Regions from separate parts of the Homo sapiens genome. Here region 1 is linked to region 2. Evidence: chromatin loops called from intact Hi-C (ENCODE). Cell type or tissue: gastrocnemius medialis. All regions are shown on one strand.

Region 1 (2,500 bases), 330 kb after region 2:
CCAAAGCTCCAGCCCGGGTCCTCCCGCCGAAGATCCCCTCCCCCACGGCTTCCATTCAGGTTCACCCTCCCGGATCCCAACCCGCCCTACCTGCTCCTTGCCCTCGGGCCCCGCGGGGCCCGTCCGCTCCTCCAGCCGCTGCCTCCCGGGCGGCGCTCGCCGGCGCGGCGGCAAAGACTGAGACAGCTCCGCTGCCCGCTGAACTCCATCCTCCCGGCGGTCGGGCGGCGGCGGCTGCGGTCGGTCGCGGCAGCGGCTCCGCTTCATATCTGCAGCTGGGGCCCGCGGGCGTCAGCGCCGCGACTGTCCCGGCTCCGCACTGCCCCGGGCCGCAGCGCAGCCGCGCCAACCACCACCCGCGGCCACCATGGCCGGACGGGCTCCCTAAGCCACCGACCCCAGCCCGCGGCGCCTTCGAGCCTTCTGGGGCCTCCGGCGCCGCGACCTCCTCTGCGCTCCTCACGGAAGAGACAGCATCGCTGACGCCTCGCCTTCTCCCACCCAGCACACGTTGGGCAGGCCACCCGCCGCCGGCTCAGCCGCCTGCCTACAGCCAGCCTTCGGCCGGCCCCGCCCCTCACGCGCGCGCACCGGGAGCCCGCCCGCCACCTCCGGCCGCGCGCCGCCTCCCGCGCACGCGCCAGCGAACGGTCGCAAAGGACCCGCCCGTGGCCCTGGCGCGCAGTCGGAGGACCAGAAGCGAGCGGGGCTCTCGGCGCGCCGTCAGCGGCTGCGGACTCCCATTGAATCTTTCATTCATCCATTCATGAAACTGCTGGGCCAAGCTCAGTGCTGGGGACCCAAAAATGAGTTCGAGTCGATCGGTGTCCTCAAAGAACTAGGGAGAGAGGGGCCGGGAGCAGGAAGGAGACAGAATAACACAACTAATGAATAGAAGGCTAATGCATGCTTTTTTATTTAGTGCCTGCCAACTCTCACCTAATTCTCACATCACACTTAGGAGGCAAATCTGCGCATTCTCATATTACAGATAAAGAGACTGAGGCGAAGTGAAATGCACCAGGTCACCCAGCAAATCAGTGATCAAACTAGACGGAATTCTGGCTCTTCTGTCCCTTTCCACCGTGTTTGCTCTTTCCGGACAGTAAGACAGTGTGGAAACGCCTATAAAAGTGGAAAAAGTGATGGATTCCTTCTGGGAGGAGGAGAGGACAAAAAAGGCATACAATGAAGTCATCGTGTAGAGCCCAGCCCAGTCTGCTGTGGCCTGGGTAGCCTGACCTGCTGCCTGCAGTGACTCATCTGCTCAGCAACATGTGGTGGTAGCTCAGCTCTGGCCTCCCTCTGGCTTCAGCTGGTCTGCCACATGTTGTGTTTTTCCTCTTTTGACCTAGAAGCCTTGCTTAAAGCCTTCACCCATTTGTCCTGGGCCTCTTCCCTGACCCCTTTCTGAGTAATAAAAATAGCCAACACTATGGAGTGCCCACTGCATACCACACACTGTGCATTCAATTCAGACATACACAAACAAGAAGTAAGTTGTATTTCCATTTTACAGTTGAGGAAATAGGCTCAAATTACATAATATGCTCAACATCACACAGCTTATAAGTCCAGAGCCAGGACTCAAACCCAGGTCTGCCAGATCCGGACAGAAAGACAGTGCGGAAACACCTATAAAAGTGGAAAAAGTGATGGATTCCTTCTGGGAGGCCGGGAGGATGCACATAACCAATGTGCTCTACGGCCTGTCACCAGCCTGCTCCTCTATTCCCTGTCCCAGTTCCTTACCACCCATCCAGTTGCCTCAACCAGAAACCTGGAAATCATCCTGGACTCCTTCCTTGTCCTTTCCTCACATCCAATAAATGAACAAGTCTTATTGCCTCTATAACCTCACTATTTCTCCAATCTGCCTCCTCTTTCCGTCCCATTGGCACCACCTCAAGTTTCATCTTCCCTCACCTACTTGACTGAGAAAGCCTTCAACGGGTTCACTTATGCCAGTCTCATTGTCTTTAAACTCATCCTTCAAAAAGCCCTCACAAGACTCTTCCTATATGTTACTTGCTTGCTTAAAACAATTAAATGGACCGGGTGCAGTGGCTCACGCCTATAATCCCAGCACTTTGGGAGGCCAAGGCGGGCAGATCATGAATTCAGGAGATCGAGACCATCCTGGCTAACACAGTGAAACCCCGTCTCTACTAAAAATACAAAAAAATTAGCCAGGCGTGGTGGTGGGTGCCTGTAGTCCCAGCTACTCAGGAGGCTGAGAACTGCATGAACCTGGGAGACAGAGCTTGCAGTGAGCCAAGATCGTGCCACCGCACTCCAGCCTGGGTGACAGAGCAAGACTCCGTCTCAAAAAAAAAAAAAAAAAAAAAAAACAGTTAAATGAGGCCGGGCACGGTGGCTCACTCCTGTAATCCCAGCACTTTGGGAGGCCAAGGCAGGTGGATAACGAGGTCAGGAGATCAAGACCATCCTGGCCAACACGGTGAAACCCTGTCTCTGCTAAAAATACAAAAAATTAGCT
Region 2 (2,500 bases):
GGCACAATCTTCAGGAGACACAAATCTGCTTTTAGCTATTCAGTGTTCCCCAGCAAGTTAATTAGCTGTTTCTGAAATGCATGGAAATATTCAGCATTTTCATAGTGAAGCCAATCTCCCAGATTTAAGCTTTGGGGGTGGGAATGAGTATGTGAGGAAGAGGGTCTGTCAGGGAAACAGAATAGAGCCCTTTTGGTGAGAGATTCCAACACCTGTGACTTATCTTAGAAATTACACATGCACTGTAATTCCAAGACTTTTTTTTTTTTTAATTGGTTTGAGCACTCGAGCAGGAGGGCTTGCTGAGACCTCTCACTATTTTAGGCGTGGGGAGTTACCTCTGGGTTCAAAAGTCTTTGGGTGGGAAGCACAGAGGAACTGCGAAATGCCTCCCTCAGAAATGTCCAATTGCTCAAGGGGAGAAGCAGGGAGTGGGGTCAGGTAGCAGCCAGGAAGGTTGCAGGGGCCACGGGCACATCCTCTCCCTGAGTGGTAAGGTGGCAAGTGGGTTTGGGGACCATTGCTTTGACAACTTGTCAAGGGTGCGGAGAGGGCTGTCCCAGCAAGGTGAAGAGGTCTGTAGGAAAGGAGTCTCCCCAGAGACCTCCTAAGGACCAGAAGAGCGCGCACCCCGCCAAGTGACAGAACGTGCCCCCTCTGTGTCCGCTCCCTTCCCCCGCGGCCAATCACCGGGCAGAGGCGTCTCACGCCAGCAGGTCCTCCCTGGCTCCTCTCCTTACTCGTCCGGGCGGACCAAGCCTCAGCAGGAGCCCCGCCTGTCTCCAGGCAGTTTGAGCCCCCGAGCGCTCGCCCAGCCTGTCAGTAACCGCCGTTTGCGTTTTCTTCCTTTCTTTCTTTCTTTTTTTTCCTCCTCTTTTCTTTTCCCCTTCTGCCTTTGTCCCGCTTAGTAACTGGGCTCTGACCAATCGCCGCCTTACCGGCCGGCGCCGGCTGTCTCCTGATTGGCCCGCTTGGGGCGCGCAGCCGTCTCCCGCTCCTTCGCAGGAGCAAGGCAGACAAAAGACGCAGGCTCCAGGCTCCGGCAACCGGCCTCAGCCAATCACCACCCACCTTGCCTCTCTTCCCTCGCCCCACTCCCTCCTCGCCTGGCTCGCGTGCTCCCGGCACTGACTCCTGGAGTGCGGCCAGCGCCCGGATCGTACCATTCTGATTGAGGCTGGGGGAGAGCGCGGATGGCTGATTGGGGAGCCGAAGCCTAGAGAGCGGTGGGGAGACGTGAAAGTCGAGATGGAGAGCAGCTTTTTGAACATGTTCTCAGGCACTTGACAGAATCCCGGTACATCGAGGCGGGACGGCGTGGAAGGGGCGGTGGTGATGCCTGCTGTCCCCCCTCCCGGCGCGGTTGGGTGGCGCCTCAGCGGGTGGGCAGCATGGGGCGGGGAGGGTGTCCCCTCCGCGCCGTTAAAATGAAACTCTAGTGGCTGGAGTCCGGGCAGAGCTTGAGGGCAGTTGGTGCGGTCGGGTTGGTTCTTACACCCCGGCGGGAGCGCCCAGACAAGCCGAGCTGACTGGACTTCTCCGGCCGGCCCCATTCCCGAGGCTGCGGCAGCTTCGGTTCCGAGACCGACCGGAGAGGAGCCCGAGTCCCGGCCTCTGGGGGATTCGCTCTCTGCAGACCAGTGGGACCCCGAAACTTGAACGCAATCTCCAGCCCCCTTTTTTGCCTTCCTTTGTCACTTGCCCGGGTTTCTCCCAACGTGTTCTTTTTTTTCCTCTTCATTCTCCCTCCTTCGAAGGACACAAAAGTGGCTTCCGCGGAAAGATTTGGAGGCGGTGGGAGCTTTTCTCCCCGGAGAGCGACTGTGTAGAAAGGATTTTTGGGAAGCCGCTTTTTAACACCTCTGCTCTCCGTCCCCCAAGCCTCTGTGTAATCCTCTGAGGAGAAAAGCCCATAGCTTGAAAGTTCGGGGGCATTTTGTTGTGTTCTGTAGGAGAGAGGGGGAGGACCCTGTTCGGGTAGTTTGGCCGGACTGGTACTGGCCGTTGGAAAACCCGAAGTACATTTCCGTGTGGAACTTTTGCAGATATATATTTTTAGATTTTTAAATACCAGATAAAAAATATATGCCTTCTATATATCTCCTGGCGACCTGCCCCTGACAGCGCGATGTACAATACGGTGTGGAGTATGGACCGCGATGACGCAGACTGGAGGGAGGTGATGATGCCCTATTCGACAGAACTGATATTTTATATTGAAATGGATCCTCCAGGTACTTGGGAGAAAAAAAAAAAGAATCTCGTGATGGGTCTGATTTGTATTTACCAAGAGCTTGCTGATGTTTTCAGGGCAGAAGTATTCCTGGGTGCGCTAGGTTCGGGATGAGGAGATTTGCAGTTACAGCTGCGGTAAAACTGCTTCTGGTTTACACGTTTAAAGTTTGCAGTTAGGACCCTGATCCTATTGTCCTGCGAAGGTGGGGGTGGGGGCTGGAAGTGGGGGTGGGAGGAGAGACCCCTTTTTAAAATTATCATTATT

The links. Peaks named below come from ENCODE experiments on the same cell type or tissue, not always from the same donor. Only the 100,000 strongest peaks of a DNase experiment are listed, where the experiment ranks them.
Region 1: a loop joins it to region 2, with 3 times the contacts of the local background. A loop is called at or near these places in 2 of 110 quality-filtered maps.

What each region holds. Positions count from the first base shown.
Region 1 is chr1:45,801,663-45,804,162 of GRCh38, reverse strand. MAST2 (microtubule associated serine/threonine kinase 2) reads right to left here and starts at 551. Exons shown (of 29, transcript NM_015112.3): 1 at 91-551. The coding sequence starts at 267. RefSeq lists a silencer at 284-723. In gastrocnemius medialis, no CTCF peak of the experiment used is centred here; DNase peaks (open chromatin) are centred at 642 and 1,252; H3K4me3 peaks cover 987 bases; H3K27ac peaks cover 2,500 bases.
Region 2 is chr1:46,131,581-46,134,080 of GRCh38, reverse strand. All of the region lies in intron 1 of P3R3URF-PIK3R3 (P3R3URF-PIK3R3 readthrough), which reads left to right. PIK3R3 (phosphoinositide-3-kinase regulatory subunit 3) reads left to right here and starts at 1,452. Exons shown (of 10, transcript NM_003629.4): 1 at 1,452-2,234. The coding sequence starts at 2,129. LOC101929626 (a long non-coding RNA gene) reads right to left here and starts at 710. Exons shown (of 3, transcript NR_125987.1): 1 at 691-710. RefSeq lists enhancers at 670-899, 2,140-2,189. In gastrocnemius medialis, a CTCF peak has its summit at 1,327; DNase peaks (open chromatin) are centred at 690, 1,050, 1,440 and 2,130; H3K4me3 peaks cover 2,402 bases; H3K27ac peaks cover 2,500 bases.